2 separate regions of the Mus musculus genome follow, and region 1 is linked to region 2. The links are chromatin loops, found by intact Hi-C in ENCODE. Cell type or tissue: gastrocnemius. All regions are shown on one strand. Each heading gives the region's core, and the rest is flanking DNA. Links, peaks and the distances in the headings are about the cores only. Region 1 has its middle 40 kb from the start of Gspt2. Region 2 has its middle 120 kb from the start of Gm39526.

Evidence for each region. Peaks named below come from ENCODE experiments on the same cell type or tissue, not always from the same donor. Only the 100,000 strongest peaks of a DNase experiment are listed, where the experiment ranks them.
Region 1: a loop joins it to region 2, with 8 times the contacts of the local background. A loop is called at or near these places in 6 of 42 quality-filtered maps.

Annotation. Positions count from the first base shown.
Region 1 is chrX:94,671,762-94,680,719 of GRCm38, forward strand. It overlaps the pseudogene Gm5402. Among named protein-coding and RNA genes, the nearest start is that of Gspt2, 40 kb to the left of the region's middle. In gastrocnemius, for the core only: a CTCF peak has its summit at 3,434 (motif pointing right); a DNase peak (open chromatin) is centred at 3,406.
Region 2 is chrX:94,854,240-94,863,197 of GRCm38, forward strand. No RefSeq gene overlaps it. Among named protein-coding and RNA genes, the nearest start is that of Gm39526, 120 kb to the left of the region's middle. In gastrocnemius, for the core only: no CTCF peak of the experiment used is centred there; no DNase peak of the experiment used is centred there.

The DNA of each region.
Region 1 (8,958 bases), core at 255-8,254, 180 kb before region 2:
TAAGACACTTTTTTCTTAGGTCCATCACTACTAGGCACCAATGTACCTTCCGATGAATAGGTACCAGAACAAGTTCTTGTTCGAAGAGATTCACAGCTTTGGTCCATCTTGTCACTGCTTGGTAACCTCCAGACTTTAGCTTAAGATAGAAGAATGTACTGAATGCGTGAAGTGCTGGATAGCCTTGCTTTTTACCCCTTTCCACTAAAAGATTCATATAAAAATGAATGACCTCATCATCGAGCCAGTGATAGTTCTTTAAGGTCTGGATATCTCCTCGGGTGATTCACAACTTGAAAGCGCTGCTCAAAATCTCATCTGGTGGGCCGTGGCCCAGGGCATTACTGATTTCCTTTTCCATGTCCTCTGTAAGTTCAAAGAGATCTTCTGTTCTTCTGTCCTTCTCTTTGCTTGGGAAGTTCTTTTCCTTTGGCTCAAGCACTGATATTTTCCTTCTGAGTAAGCCATTGCTTCCACTTCCCAGGCGAAGTCAGGCAGACACTTCTGACAGATCAGGCTCCATTTGGTGTCCTTTTGTGCATTCCTTTTCAAATCGGAGTCCCACCACCACCTTCTCTGTATCAGCTTTTCACTTCTCATTGAACAGACAGGTTCTCTTGTTTCAACAACTCTATACTGTTTGGGAACAAAATGGGTTGTTCTGACGCCATGGTTCTGCACCTCCACCCAGCCTTTGGTCTTTAAAGTGTCCATTTGAATTCTCTGAGAAGTCTGGTGTGAAACTGCAGGAGGGAACATGCTTCCATGAGCACCTTCTTTAAGACGCTCCAATAACTTTCGATATTTTTCTCTTTCATCTTTTTGGACATCCTCCTCCATGGTGCAGTGAGGACACCTCACACCCTTGCCACCCTCTTCGGAAATCATCTCTGTTACACCTTGCTCCTGAGGGTTCCATGTTAAGGAACTCTCTGGATTGCTTTTGCTATGGCAATGACCACTTGGCCTTCTATTATAGCCTTCCGATTTCAGCATAAAACCAAAGGAGGGCAGGACTCTCTGTGGCTGACCTCGGGTCACTGTCATTCTGATCTTTGGATAGTCACTTATTTCGTTAGGAGATTTATTACCCAGTTTCAGCATGCTGCTGCACGACCCAGAACTCATCAGTTCACAAGATGAAGAGTTTGAAAATACCTCTGCAGAAGGGGCCACATTCCGTGTCCCATTACAAGCAGAAGACACCATGGATTTTGTGGTCAGCTGGAACGGGAATCCAAATGAACTCGCAGCATTGTAGAGACTGTTCTTCACTTGGTGAATGAAGCAATCATCTTGGTCTTTTAGCTGGGATTTCATCAGTTTCCACTGCAGTAGAAAACAGAGTGCTGCTGGAGCACTGCCTCTGTTTTTTTTTTTCATTTTTTATTAGATATTTTCTTCATTTACATTTCAAATGCTATACCAAAAGTCCCCTATACCCTCCCCACACCCTGCTACCCTACCCACCCACTCCCACTTCTTGGCCCTGGCATTCCTCTGTACTGAGGCATATAAAGTTGGCAAGACCAAGGGGCCTCTCTTCCCAATGATGGCCGACTAGGCCATCTTCTGCTACATACGCAGCTAGAGACACGAGCTCCGGGGGTACTGGTTAGTTCATATTGTTGTTCCACCTATAGGATTGCAGACCCCTTCAGCTCCTTGGGTACTTTCTCTAGCTCCTCCATTGGGGGCCCTGTGTTCCATCCAATAGATGACTGTGAGCATCTACTTCTGTATTTGTCAGGCACTGGCATAGCCTCACAAGAGACAGCTATATCAGGGTCCTTTCAGCAAAATCTTGCTGGCATGTGCAATAGTGCCTGTGTTTGGTGGCTGATTATGGGATGGATCCCTGGGTGGGGCAGTCTCTGGATGGTCCATCCTTTTGTCTTAGCTCCAAACTTTGTCTCTGTAACTCCTTCCATGTGTATTTTGTTCCCTATTCTAAGGAGGAATGATGTATCCACACGTTGGTCTTTCTTCTTGATTTTCTTGTGTTTTGCAAATTGTATCTTGTGACAGCGGATGCTGGCGAGGATGTGGAGAAAGAGGAACACTCCTCCATTGCTGGTGGGATTGCAAGCTTGTACAACCACTCTGGAAGTCAGTCTGGCGGTTCCTCAGAAAATTGGACATAGTACTACTGGAGGATCCCTCAGTACCTCTCCTGGGCATATACCCAGAAGATGTTCCAACCGGTAATAAGGACACATGCTCCACTATCTTCATAGCAGCCTTATTTATAATAGCCAGAAGCTGGAAAGAACCTCTGGGAGATCCCGTATCATCCCTCTTCTGTTCTAAGAGCATTTTCTTTAAAGTATACTTAGATCAGTTTTTGTTTTATACAATGGCCTGACTTGTAGGACTGTAAGATACATCTGTTACATGGTGGGTTTGGTTTTTTTGTTTTTGTTTTTGTTTTTTTTTTTTTTTTTGCTGTAATGTCTAAAATAGTTGTTGTATTCTACTGGGTACATATGCTGTACTAACATCAACGTCAATCTGTAAAGGCCTCTCCAATAAACGTGCAATCTTAGAACTATCTTTTGTAGACAGAAGCCCATCCAAATTCTGAATATATATCAATAAATAGTATGATGTATCAACATGTGTTCATACTTTAATATTTCAAACTCTATAAAACGAAATATATAAGCTGTTGTATGACATTGCTCTAAGGTGGCTTCATTAAACAGAATCTGTATTCTTTTTTTATTGGATATTTTCTTTATTTACATTCCAAATGTTATCCCCTTTCCCAGTTTCCCCTCCAGAAACCCCCTCTCCCATCCTCCCTCCCCCTGCTTCTATGAGGGTGTTCCCTCACCCACCTACTCACTCCCACCTCCCCGCAGGACCAAGGCCCTCTCCTCCTATTGATGCCTGACAAGGCCATGCTCTGCTACATATGCAGCAGAAGCCATGAGTTCCTCCATGTGTGCTCTTTGCTTGGTGGTTTAGTCCCTGGGAGCTCTGTTTGGTTGATATTGTTGTTCTTCCTATGGGGTTGCAAACCCCTTCAGCTCCTTCAGTCTTTTCTCTAACTCCTCCATTGGGAACCTCGTGCAACCTCGTGCTCAGGATGCCAACATCCTCCTCTGTATTTGTCAGGCACCGGCAGAGCCTCTCAGGCGACAGCTATACTCTTGTTGGCATCCACAATAGAATCTGTATTCTTTTTTGTTTTGTTTTTTTGTTTTTTCGAGACGGGGTTTCTCTGTTTCTCTGTGTAGCCCTGGCTGTCCTGGAACTCACTCTGTAGATCAGGCTCGAACTCAGAAATTCTCCTGCCTCTGCCTCCCAAGTGCTGGGAGCTGGGATTAAAGGCATGCGCCACCACTGTCCAGCTAACTCAGCTTCTAACTCAGTCTTTTTAAGCTAGGAATTTAATGTCTGTCATTCTGAGATGTTGCCACATGGTGGCGCTGTGGGCTTTAGTTTGGATTCCTCTGAAATTCATGATTCAAAGAATGGTGTAAATTTTGTTCTATTGTTTGTAACTTAGTAAAGATTGTTTTAGTCCTTTCCTTATAGAAGTCTCCTTTCTCTCTGATCTCTCTTAAACAGTATATACAAAACTGTGATCATTACTGAAAACAATTATCTGTATGCTGATAAGTGAAACAAAATCATATAGGATCCAGATGCACTGTGCCATTGTGTTTCCCATTTTTTAACATAGAAAAATATTTTTCTTTTTAATCTCTCACTCTCCTTCAGGACCTCCCAAGCATGTTACTAAATATAAAAGAAAATATAAATAAAGAAAAGATCCATTTCTTATTGCTGAGGAGGAAGAAAGGGCGACCAAAGAGTCTGGAGAGGGAATGAAGGGAATATGAGTTGAGGCTGGCAATGGGGAGGTTGGTTAGCATGACTGAAAATCGTCTAAGGATCATCTGGTTTGAGCTTCATAGCTAGGAATTGTTTTCTTTGGTTGGCTTATGCAACCTGGTCACTTTTAATCAAGATGGGAGTAAAGTCACATGGCAAAGTCTATCCTTTCCAACCCTAGTAAAGATGACTGTCAGCTATGTGGCTGCCTCCATCCTGACTGGGTGGGAGTAGGGGGGCAGCAGCTAATATGTCAGCAAGCCACATGTTTCCTTTACAGTTGTCTCTGTCTAGATTTTTAACTATGAACCCTGGTGGTATAAGCTTTAAGATAACCCTTTTGTTGCAGATTTTACTGATGTGTAATCATACCCAACATTGTTACAAATCTTGAGGTAAGATTTATGCCTTAGCAAAAGTTTTAGAGAGTTAAACCAAACTCAAAAGAGCATGAGATGTGAAGCAATAGTCCCCATTGGCACTAGACTGTCACTTTATGTTGTTTTGCTCTCCTTTCTCTGTCACATGGTCAGGTGGTTGGCCTGATATGAAACAGACTTTGGAGGAACACTTGGGTTTACAGGAGGGGGAGCCATACCCCAATCCAGAGCCCTCTTTTTCTTGAAGTGGGACAGCATAACAGAAAGTCTAATGTCATATCTAAAAGACACCTGAATCCTTGTAAAACTAAACCCAGTAAGCTGAGAACAAAGAGCACTAAGGAGTAAATTTTGGAGTCTTGGCTATATAGAGAGAAGTCTACAGGAGAGGTGAGAGATGCACCAGTCTGCCAAGAGTGTATATGGGCATGTGGGTGTGGGTGGGTGCACTCTGCAACTGGCCTATTAACTTGCTTTTTCCTCCTCCTGGGAGGCTCAGCTCCTGGCTCCTACTTTGCAACAAACTTACAGATCCATCAACCACAACTCAAAAGAAAGGACATTTACACTGTGTGGGCATGTGGGAGGAGGAAAACCAGACAAAAACTGAACAGGGCTTGGAGCAGAGATAAGAGAAACAGGGAATGGGGAATCTCTTCCCATTTCCCCAATTGCTAGCAGTATTTGTAAAGGTCCTAAATAATGGCCCTCGAATAATATTGGGATCTAGGGTGCCGTTGTGTGGCCCTTTGGGTTGGTTAGCTAAAGGAGAGTGAGGCCAATTTTTATTACAAAAATGAATAAATTTTAAGCCCTCCAGGTTAGGTGCCAGGTGTAGAGGCTGTACGTTTTCTGAAAGACATCCCAAGTGGATGAGAAGATATGGGAGGAATCATTCCAATGGATGAGAGTGGGGAGGAAAAATGTCACTGCAACAGGTAGGTGTAGTCCTCGGGACTCAGGGAGGACTGGAGGAAGATACAAGCTATCCAGTAGTTCGCTGCCACACTCGATGAGGGCCAAATAAGCCCAAGGAGAGACTTGACACTTGGTACCAGGGCTTCCACGGAGGGCAGAAGTTGAGGACAAAACCCAAGCTCTAGGAGGGAGGTCCCTTCCACAGGAAAGGGTTGGCAAACCGAATCACAAAAGCCATGAGGGCCTAGAGGAGCTGTGGGATTATAGGCAGCTCAGAAGGGAAAGTGGGAGAAGAGGGATGGAAGGGTACAATAACCCAGTTGTGCCTAAGGAAACTGGAGGATTGATGCTCCAAGGGTGGTGGGATGTGGCAGGTGGAGTGGTCCAGCCACAGTCTAAAGACCATGGCTGGGAAGGAGGCTCCATCTCCAAGGCTGCCAGAAGACTTCCAGATCCTTAGCAGTCACTTCCTCAGTCTTGGGGCAACAGTTACATGGACCAAAGGGTAAACATACAGAATTGCCACTGGTGGATGAGATTGGAGAGCGGGAAGAAGAATAGGGTGCCAATGCAGCTTAGACCGCGGGGTGCAGTGCAGGCCCAGGAGAGTCTATAGGAGTTACAGAAAGATGTAAGTGTCACAAGCCTGGGGGAGAAAGGCTTTCCCATTGTGAGTGTTACAGCTCTGCTCTGGCTGGGAAAGGTTGCCCTAAAATGTTACAGCCCTGGGGAAAGGAATCCTGGGAGCCGGGTGCCAAGGAAGAGCACAAAATCCCACTGCACAACCTATGGGTTTTTCTTCATTAAATGAGCTTACTGGACTGACCAGACAGGATATCCATATCAGTGAAAGAGGGGACTAAATATATGGGAGCAACAATAATAGTTAAGGCCCACTGCACAGGAAGGAAGTCATGTCTGTTACTATAAACCAGGTCACGAACCCGCGTCTAGGGAGGTTGTCGTCCAAAGGGAGAACCTGTGGTTATCAATCTGTCAATTGGTTATCATATCTAAAACTGCTTTCTACATTATTGTCTTTCTACCCAGAGATTAGCAAAGGTTAGTATTAGGTTTCTTTAGGGATGTGACCCTTGATCAATGTCTTTGCTCCATGGATTAAAGTTCACCCATTTGCATACAGATATCACTAATTGGATTCAGTGGGTTTTAAAATGGGTACATGAAGATGGGAACAGAACGTGGTGGGGGAGTCTTGAGAGGAGTCAGAAGGAAGTGGAGGGCAGAGATTATCAAAGTGCACTGAATACACATGTAAACTACTCAAATAATAAATGAAAGATATTTTTAAGAAAACTGGAACTACAAGGTCCCACTCCAATTAGTACCACTGAAAGGAAATAAAACTGTAATTCATGTAATGTATGTTAAATAGCCCAAAGAGTTGTTTCTGAGCTTTGAAACCTGGGGCTGAGAACATAGCAGAACAGACCAGGACATGCCCGGGCAAGCCCATCGCCTCCCTAGCTCCCACCCCTCTGACCTAAGTTAAATGTTACAGGCTGCCGATGTTTAAATGGACCAATCATGTGAAACCGCGCCAATTCCTCCCCCAGCCCCACTCCTTTTCTATAAAAACCCCTAGCTTCCAAGCCTCGTGGTCGAATCCACTGTCTCCTGTTATGTGAGATACGTTTCGACCCGGAGCTCCGCCATTAAAAAACCTCTTGTTGTTACATCAAGGTGTTGTGTTCTATCGTGATTCTTGGGTGCACGCCGAATCGGGAGCTGAGTGGGGGTTTCCCCACTGAGTTCTTTCACCACCAGTGATTATAAAGTAAATTACTAGTTAGGCTGTGGAGAAAAAGAAACTCTTATACACTCTTGGTTTGAATGTAGTAACTCAGTTCAGCCCTTGAGGAGAACATATGGGTCCTTCGGAAAACGAAAAGATCTATCAAATGATGCAGCTGATTGATGCAGTTATCAATAATAGATACATGTGTATCCTAAGGAAATGAAGATGATGTACAAATACCATAGCTAAATGCCCACATTTACTGCAGTACCATACACAGTAGCTAAAGTGTTGTGTACCTGAGTGTGTGGGGGAGACCAGATCAGAGAACTATTAGTTGCTTTGATAAAGTCACCATGGTAAGTTTTCAATAATACTAGATGTCCATATATGGTAGAAGGTGGGGAAGACCATCAGATAGCTCTATTACTACTTGGCCACTCTTGAATGTCCCCACCCCTGAAGAGAGGCATCATTGTCAGAACACAGATTTTCTGGGATGTCCAATACATGGCATAGTTGAGTTTAAAGGGACAAAATGGTGCAGTGTCAATTTTGGAATGTTGCTTTCTTTGAAAAACACGGAAATATTATAAGAGTATATTTCATTTGAATTCCAAGTATAGGATATGGGGCTGCCATAGCAGCTGACTCCGACTTGCCTCAATGTGTAGGAGTGTCATGATTTTGCCAACTGCAGATAGTTTCTGCAATTGTGTGACATTTGGAATTCTGGGGCCTTTTCAGAGGGTATATGAGTGCTAGAGCCCCAATAGGTGGATTGTTGGTGAATTGCTGTTTGAGTGTTGGTTGTTGGTCATGGTTTGTTAAGTAGTCATGCATAAAGATGAAACAAGAAGAAGAAATTAGGGCTGGTGAGATGGCTCAGTGGGTAAGAGCACCCGACTGCTCTTCCAAAGGTCAGAAGTTCAAATCCCAGCAACCACATGGTGGCTCACAACCATCCGTAACGGGATCTGACTCCCTCTTCTGGAGTGTCTGAAGACAGCTACAGTGTACTTACATATAATGAATAAATAAATCTTTAAAAAAAAAAAGAAGAAGAAATTAGGTATACTGAAGATCAAATGTCCCCCCACCCCACCAAGGATATTGATGCCCCTAATCAGCAGCAGGACTTAGTCTAGCTATAATGCTCCATTTCTACTCCTGGCTCTGTCTAGGGATCAGTTTCATGTCCCCTCCATTACATTCTCTCTCTTATCCAGCGTTAGGAGATTGAACGTGTAGAAGAAAAGGGGTAGAAAAGGGTAGAAGAAGAAGAAGCACCCACAAAGTGTCAAAAGACCAACTACAGAATGCAGTGCTATAATGTGCAACATCTCAAGGGTGTTGAGACACTCAGAAGATCAGGAAACACTTGAATCCCTCCATTCCCTGAAGTTGACAACTTTATTTTCTGCTGGGAACAGACAGACTTCACTCTCACCACTCACTGTCTTTAGCCTTTGAAGCAGCTGAAGTGAGGAAAGAAAGAGAGGCAAGCCTAAAGGAGTATATAGAGAAAGGACAGTGAGTGTCTGACACTGAGAGCAGGTGACAGAGTCAGCAGGGAGGTGCCAGTATGCAAAGTATGCTCAAGTCAGTCAGATTTGAACTGGCCAGAAGTAGGAGTCAAACACAGCTGTGAAAGTTTGGGACCACATACTCTGGACCCCCACTACTGAGACCATTTCTTTGTAGAAACAAGCAAGAGTTTGCAGATTTTCCAGTTTTCAAGCTCCCAGGGCAGCATCTCTTGGCTTTGGGGATTGTTCACAGAGGATGCGAGACTCTTGGGTTTGTCATGGTCCATGCTTGTGTTAGTTGCTTCTTGTCACCACCAACCTCAGATTCCACATGAGAAGTGAGGGTGCCCATTCAAACAGTGACAGGAAATGTCATTCAGAAGGTGTTTGCAAGCAAAATCTGTTCTGCTGAATGTTAGACAAGCCCGAATGTCTCATCCCCACAGAATTCTGCTTGGTGTTTTTGTTGTTTGTTTTTGTTTTTCTTCTTCACAGTCTTGGCCTCTGGCAAAATTTTCCAATGAGTATG
Region 2 (8,958 bases), core at 211-8,210:
CTTGGGATGTCTTTCAGAAAACGTACAGCCTCTACACCTGACACCTAACCTGGAGGGCTTAAAATTTATTCATTTTTGTAATAAAAATTGGCCTCACTCTCCTTTAGCTAACCAACCCAAAGGGCCACACAACGGCACCCTAGATCCCAATATTATTAGAGGGCCATTATTTAGGACCTTTACAAATACTGCTAGCAATTGGGGAAATGGGAAGAGATTCCCCATTCCCTGTTTCTCTTATCTCTGCTCCAAGCCCTGTTCAGTTTTTGTCTGGTTTTCCTCCTCCCACATGCCCACACAGTGTAAATGTCCTTTCTTTTGAGTTGTGGTTGATGGATCTGTAAGTTTGTTGCAAAGTAGGAGCCAGGAGCTGAGCCTCCCAGGAGGAGGAAAAAGCAAGTTAATAGGCCAGTTGCAGAGTGCACCCACCCACACCCACATGCCCATATACACTCTTGGCAGACTGGTGCATCTCTCACCTCTCCTGTAGACTTCTCTCTATATAGCCAAGACTCCAAAATTTACTCCTTAGTGCTCTTTGTTCTCAGCTTACTGGGTTTAGTTTTACAAGGATTCAGGTGTCTTTTAGATATGACATTAGACTTTCTGTTATGCTGTCCCACTTCAAGAAAAAGAGGGCTCTGGATTGGGGTATGGCTCCCCCTCCTGTAAACCCAAGTGTTCCTCCAAAGTCTGTTTCATATCAGGCCAACCACCTGACCATGTGACAGAGAAAGGAGAGCAAAACAACATAAAGTGACAGTCTAGTGCCAATGGGGACTATTGCTTCACATCTCATGCTCTTTTGAGTTTGGTTTAACTCTCTAAAACTTTTGCTAAGGCATAAATCTTACCTCAAGATTTGTAACAATGTTGGGTATGATTACACATCAGTAAAATCTGCAACAAAAGGGTTATCTTAAAGCTTATACCACCAGGGTTCATAGTTAAAAATCTAGACAGAGACAACTGTAAAGGAAACATGTGGCTTGCTGACATATTAGCTGCTGCCCCCCTACTCCCACCCAGTCAGGATGGAGGCAGCCACATAGCTGACAGTCATCTTTACTAGGGTTGGAAAGGATAGACTTTGCCATGTGACTTTACTCCCATCTTGATTAAAAGTGACCAGGTTGCATAAGCCAACCAAAGAAAACAATTCCTAGCTATGAAGCTCAAACCAGATGATCCTTAGACGATTTTCAGTCATGCTAACCAACCTCCCCATTGCCAGCCTCAACTCATATTCCCTTCATTCCCTCTCCAGACTCTTTGGTCTCCCTTTCTTCCTCCTCAGCAATAAGAAATGGACTGCCCCAAGCCAACCCTCTCAGATGCCCATTTTCAGACCTTAGCTCTCCCACTACTCTCTTCTCCACACCTACCAGGACTAAGCCAGTCGGTTCTCCCTGTGCAGGAGGTTGTTGTTGAGTTTTAAGTATCCTTTGCAGAAGGATATGTGTACCTTGACAGCTTGGTCAGGGTGCACATATCCTTCTCACTAAGTGAACTCTTTCAAATAGAAAAAAGTTTGGATTCATACACTGTTAATTCCTCCAACTTTATTAAAGTATTCCAGTATGTTATCTAATCTTACAACCTCACCTTTCATGATGTTGATATGATTTCTCATCAACAATCTTCTCCCTGAGGAGTACAGGCATGTCTGGGACCAGACTAGGGTACATGCAGTTGAAATCCACCCATCTAGCCAGGGCTGGGGCATTCCCTGACTGGAAACTTGAACAGAATTATACCCCAGAGTGCATTGTTGCTAGGTGTCAATTTATTACTTGCCTTCTGGCCAGTCTCCGAAAGGTCTCCCTTAAAGCAGTAAATTATGAAAAAAAAAAGTCCCAAGAGGTCATCCAGGAAAGATAGGAGAACTCATCTCTATTCCTAGACTGACTCACAAAGCCTCTCTTGCAATATACCGATCTGGAGCCCAAGTCTCCAGAAGGAAAACAATTCCTTATGACATATTATTTCTCCCAGAGTTTCCATGATATTAAAGCCAGGCTTAATCATCCATAGAAAGGACCCATGACTTCACAGGCAGAAGTCTTAGCCATGGCCTTCAAGGTGTACCATAGGAGAGATGATAAGGCCCCCAAACATAAACGATGCTGGCTAAGTCCTTTTAGCTGGCCTTAGCAGCTATCCAGGCTCCTAAAGCCTGATCACCTCCAAGTCGCTGTTTCAAATGCAGTTAGGAGGGCCATTGGGCCTGGGCCTGGGCCTGTACAAACCTTCACAAACCATTTCAACTACATCCACAGTGCCATCAAGAGGAACACTGGGCTGCTGACTGTCCTCATGGCCTTTGTGGTGTGGGGACATCGAGCCCAGATCACCCTCCAGCTGACTTCCTAAGTCTGGCCTTGGATGATTGATGGGGCCCAGACTCTCTTGGCATGACCACTACCACTACTGTGCCCAACAGGGAGTCTCAGGTAGTCATCACAGTATCAAGGTGATCCATATCCTTCCTTCTGGACACCAGAGCCACTTTTTGTGTTCTCATGTGGTTTTGAGGATCCACTCTCCTTCTTATTCCATTATGGTTGGGGTGAGGTGACAGCCTCATCAGTCTCACCAAATCCAACCCTTAGCTCTATACTGAGGAGTAGTCTCCTTACCCACACCTTCCTAGTGGCACCAACCTATCCCGTTCTCTTGCTGAGAAGCGACCTCCTATCTAAAGTGGGAGTGGAGGCATAAGATTTGGGCAACCTACTTTTAATAAGGGCTCAACCTCTCCTCTAGCCCACCACCCAGCAGAGGTAGTGGAAGAGAAAAGTTATTAGGATATGGGGGAAGCAGACCTGTTCAGCAACAGTTCTTTGGGGGTGAGCTTGATCTTTTTTGGTAGCAGTTGAATCGTGTAGCAAACACCAAATATGATTCAGCAGCTGCAGACCAGTTCTCTAGGCAGGCAGACACCAGGCGTGAACCAGCAACAGTAGTTCAGTTATGAAGATGCTGCCAGTACTGACAACCAGCCTGAGATGGGGCCTTTTAAGCAGCAAGCTACCACAAGAACCTCACAAGCAGTTTCTGGGTAAGTTTCTCTCAATTGGCAGCATTATCACAAGTTGAGTTCAACAAGGCTATATAAGGTGAACAAATACATGTGTGTTTTTATCGAAGAATAGCAAGGCAGATCAAACCAAACCAAAGCTCAGTGCTCAGCTCCCACTGTCTGTGGGGTCATATTTATTTCATCAAGTGTCCTTTCACATGTTTGCTATATCCAAATATCCTTTCACCTGTGTCTGCTTCAGGAAAACATCCTTTCATGTGTTTGCTTTAGCAAGACACCCTTTCACCTGTGTGCCCCAGCAAAACATCATTTGATATAACTTTCCAAAGAAACTAGAAGTTTCCACTTTTTAGGAGCCTCTATCTCTTTTGCAGCCTCACATCTGTTTGGCCCTAGGCTCACCAACCATCCTCCTCCTCCTCCTTCTCCTCCAAACTGTATCAGCTTTCCAAGTAAATACTTGTGTGTAGAACACTCCAAACCCTCAATAGCCAAACAACAGCATTCCATTCTCATCCAATTACAAAACCTTTTCACGTCTATCCAGAGCAAAAGGAGAGATGCAGTCCACTCACCAGTTTCTGGTCTTTTAGAAAGTTTTTTTCTCTTTATTTTCTGTGTATAGATGAGTCTATGTTTTCTGGTATACGTGTAAGATTTTTTGTAAACATGTGAGCTATGATCAAAGTGGTCAGGCTCAATCGGATGTATGAATGATGATGGTTACTGTGTATTTTGTTTCTCACTGGTCTTCTTTGAGTGTGTGTGCTTTCTGTGTTCACTTTATTGGTTTTATTTTTGCTTTTTTCGGGTGTCTGATGTGAACTTTCTGTTGATCTCTCAGGAGTGTATGCACCACTGAGATAAAAACCTAACGGGGATGCTTCTCTTTCCTGTAATCTGGGTACTACTTCTTGAACCTTTCATACTCCTGGGCACAGTGATGTTCCTGCTGTGAGTTATTTAACCACTTGCTTTCTGCTTTTGTAAACTACCTTATGGACTGGAAGGACGTGGCCTTTTTCTTATTATACAATGGGAAAGAGGAACAACTGAGGGGAGTAAAGCATTTTTTTTTGCCCAGTTGTGGATTTCATAGATAATTGTCATGTACATTTTAAATATCCACCTTTATAAATCTTCCCTTTAGCCTGCTTCCACGCAGCACATTATTTGACTCTAAGGCTGCTGTCCTTCACCTAGCAGTAAGAAGAAATTCATTTAATCTAAATTTGAATTGAGTCTAAGACTTTGATTTTTTTTTCCCAGTGGATTCGAATACCACAACAGTGGCACCATCTGTTGAGCCTGAAAGAGGAGGTCAGCAACAGAGCAGGAATAACAAATAGGACATTCTCTCTCTGGACATACAGTAACATGTAGTGCAGCCCTTTGCTGCTTTATAAGCCAAATTATTACCTTTTGTTTCCTCGGTCTTTGCTTTAGAATGTATCAGGATTTTAGTAATGGCTAATTGTTTGGGAAAATGGGTACCATTCAGTAATTCTGACATTTGTTAACTATTTCAAATAGGCTGGCCAGAGGAACTCAAATTTTTTGTTTGTTTCCATAGCATGCCATAGTTGAGCACCACTCCAAATACATAGTGACTATAAGAAAGCAGGCTATGCAAGCCATGAGGAGTAAGCAGCACTCCTCCATAGCCTCTGCATCAGCTCCTGCCTCCAGGTTCCTGTCCTGTTTCAGTTCCTGTCCTGACTTCCTTTGATGATGAACAGTGATATGGAAGCATAATACAAATAAACCTTTTCCTTCCCAAATTGCCTTTTTGGTCATGGTGTTTCATCACAACAATAAAAACCCTATGACAAGTTAATACAAGGAGTTGGAAATTGCTACAACAGACATGACTATGTTGTTTGGGGGATGGTTATGAAATGACTTTGGAACTCTGTTCAAGAAAAGCCATTCGGTGTTCAATACTTGGTGAGCTGTTCTGTAGAAGCTTGGAAGATATGAATGTTGAAGGCAATTCAGGGTGGCCTGGTTCATAAAGTTTCAGTGGAAAGTTTAAAGACTCTATTGTGGCCATTGTTATTTTGAATTAAGATCCCATGGTTCTGGTTAGCTGAGGCTGAAGAAACAGCTGCGATTAACTAGATATCAGAACTGCTAAAGTGAAACGTTTGCTCTGCTAAGATACTTGATGCTCCTCAGCTGGAGCTGAGAACTTGGGAGTGATTGAGACAAGCATTAACGAGGAGAAATCTTCTAGAAAATGTTTTCTGAAAGCTTACAGAATCTGTGTACCAGTAGTGCCAGAACTGCCAGTGCCTCCCACTGGCAGCCATACTTGGTAGTATAAGAGTCACCCAGGAGGTACTGGTTTTGAAGGAATGAAGGGGTCCTGAAAAGCAGCTGAGGTTTGGCACTGGGAGAGGCCAGGTAAGGCCATTGGTGAAGGTACAGCCTCGTTGACAGTTAAAGACCCAGGAATGAAGGGGTCATGCAGAGAAGTTGGGGTTTGGCACCATGAAGAGAGCCAATGAGAGGCTTTTGCTGAAAGGTCATCTCCGTTGCGGCAGAAGACCCCAGCATTTTGGAGATGCCAGAACCATGGGATTACCATCAAGAACAACACCAGCAGTGGAGCCAAGCTGATGGAGTCTCAAAGATGACCTGTGCATTGCAGAGGCCCGAGCTGAAGAGGTGACCCTAGTCCCATAGAGAAGCCCAAAAATTGTGAGTGAATTCCATATATTGGACATTGAGTTATTTACATTTTTTGGAGTTTGATTTTGCTTTGATGTGATTGTGACTGTGCCCTGGTTCTTTCCTTTTGAAGTAAAAAAAGTATTTAATTTATAGGATCACACAGTTGAGAAGCTTTGAGTTTCAAAGGACTTTGGATTTTAATGAGATTGGCTATTTTAAAGAGACTGAAAGTGTTTGAGTTGTGGGTTTTTTAGTTCTTGATATTTTTAGTGTGAGATCTTGGGGATGAATGAATGAATGAATGAATGAATCTTGGGAAAAGGAAAGGTTATGGCTTAACAGTGTTGTGTTTGCGTGTCAAGTTGTCAAGAGGGTCAGTTTTGTTAGTGATTTTATGTTAACATGACACAAACTGAAGTCCTCTGAGATAGAGGGACCCTCAATTAAGAAAGTTCCTTCATGGCAGGTTGTAAGCAGAGCTGTAAAGCATTTTCTTAGTTATTGGTGCGGGAGAGCCCAGACCTTTGTATGTGGTTCCATCCCTGAGCTGACTGACCTGGGTTCTCTAAGAAAGCAGGCTGAGCAAACCATGAGGAGCAAGGCAGTAAACAGCACCCTCCATGGCCCCTGCATCAGCATCTTACCTCCAGGTTCCTGTTTTCTTTGTGTTTCTGTCCTGACTTCCTTTAGGGATGACCAGTAATATGGAAGCATAAGACAAATGAACACTTTCCTCCCCAACTTGCTTTTTGGTCAGGGTGTTTCATCAAAACAATAGAAACTCTAACTATACCTGCTAACAGTAATTGATAAATTCATTTAATTATCATTTGAATTGAGTATATGGTCTTTTCCTGCTGGATTTAAACTCTGTAACATTTTTTTAAGGTCCCAAGCAAAACTCTTGACTTAGGGCTAGAGATCTGGGCTAGGCACCAAAACTTGGAATCTCGGGGACCCCAAGACCAGGATAGGCCCTGGAACTGAAAACGTAATGGGTTCTTTGGAAAGTCAGTTGTGTCAGATTGTGTTTTGCTGGGGCAAATGCATGAAGGAACATTTTGCTGAAGTGGACACAGGTGAAAGGATAAGGCTGACTCGTGAAGGAAAGTTTCACTGAAGCAGACACAGGTGAAAGGATGTCCTGTTAAAGCAAGCACATGAAAGGACATGTGATGAAGGGTTTTTTGCTAACAACACACATGTATTAGTCTGCCTTATATTGCATAGTTGAGCTCCTTTTATTGGGACTTCATAGAAAGAAATGCACAAAAAAACTTCTGGTGGTGTGCTGCAGCTTCTTACTGCTTCCAAGTATTCTGGCCAATTGGCAGAGTGATGTCAGCTGGGGCAAGACACGTGGTGAGGCAAGATCCATGGAGGGCACTTGATATTTGGAGAGTATAAAGAGGACTCAACGGACTGTGAGAGGAGCTTGGCTTGCTTGCATAGCTAAAAGCTTCTTGGTCTTGCATCTTAGTTGATCTTCCCTTTGTTGAGAGAGACAAAGTAGAGAATTTCTCCTGATGTCCTTGCTGGTCCAAATCCCTCCTGCCATCTCATGCCAATTCAGCTGAGGCCTGACGGTCTCTGCTAGGTCGCGCCACTGCTGCTGGTTTGTTTGCTCTCCTGACTCTGCTGAACTGAATTGCTGGTGTGTTTGTGAAGTGTCTGCGAGATGAATGAGCTGCCACCACTGACCTGGGAACAACAAAGATCGAATTTGCTCCAAAGAACCATTTCTAAACAGGCCCACTTCCCTCGTATCCTTTCTTTTCCACTATCTCTGGTGGGTGGTGGGCTAGAAGGAAGGTTAAAGCATTTAATAACTATCATTAAAAGTAGGCTTTGGCTGGGCGTGGTGGCGCATGCCTTTAATCCCAGCACTCAGGAGGCAGAGGCAGGCGGATTTCTGAGTTCGAGGCCAGCCTGGTCTACAAAGTGAGTTCCAGGACAGCCAGGGCTACACAGAGAAACCCTGTCTCGAAAAACAAAAACAAACAAAAAAGGTAGACTTTGAAAAATTCAAGTTACAGATGCCAGTGGACTTGAAGTGCAGGGAGCCTGAGATCATAGCTGCAACCAATTAATGGTCACTAGTCAGAGATAGGCCCCCAAGTGAGAGCAGTGTGAAGGCTGACTTGGTAATTCATAGGTGGGAGCCCAAACTGTGACCACCAGAAAATCTCAAATTGAAAAAAAAATGCACATTTGAGATTTTGAGATTGGTAAATTATTCTGTTCTGTTTCAGAGTTCAGACATTTGGAGATATATAGAAAAGATCAGATGCAATCAGAGACCGAATCTCTGAAACAAAAAAGAGGAGTCCTTCTGATCTCCTGTGACCGTGTGAGGTATATTTGATAAATGAGATTTATAAATTCCTAACATCTATTCAGGCTGGCAGAAACTGACCTAAGGATATATTTCTAGCCTCTTTAACTTTGCTAACTTGTTCAACTTTAGCTATTTGGATAAACTGAGATATACAAAAACAAAAAACAAAAAAAAACTAATATTATGTAATGATACACTATAAAAAGATAAAATTTAAGATTCCTAGTCTTTCTGTAGATTGTATTTATAATTTTTAAGGTTCTCAATCCCTCTATGAATTTATTATTTAAAGTTTTATTTTCCTGCTAGAGATTTTCAAGTAAATCTTCAATTTAAATGTTAAAAGTAAAACTTAACAGGGGATAACATTGTAAAATCCTAATTTCATAAAAGCTGAATACTTGCAGACTGTTGAAGACAATTAAGACATGCAAATTAATGGTCAGTCACCTTATAAATGATCTAATTCTTTAATGTGCTCAGAACTGCATTTATAAGCATGCCCAGTACAAATGTAATTCATTTACAGGGACAGGCTTTATTTAGCCTCCTGTTTTCAAGGATAAGACTCAAAAAGTATACAAAAGTAAAATTTAAAATAAGGTATACTTAATATCCCCAAAACTCCTCAGAGATTTGCTGAATATGGTATTTAAAATGTCTACTAAAAAAATCTTCCCATGATAGACAAAACACCATATCCTGGCAGACATAAGTTCTCCCCCAAAGAAGTTGATTCCATCTCAATTGTGGGAATGCTAACCACTGAGAAAACAGCCCTGTGTTTTGCCTACTGCAACCATCCAGCCCAAACTGTGGAGAAGCAGGACACTGGAGAGTTGATTGTCCCTCTTGGCCTCACCAAGGTAGGCAGGCTGGTGTCCTCATCCACAGGAAAGGA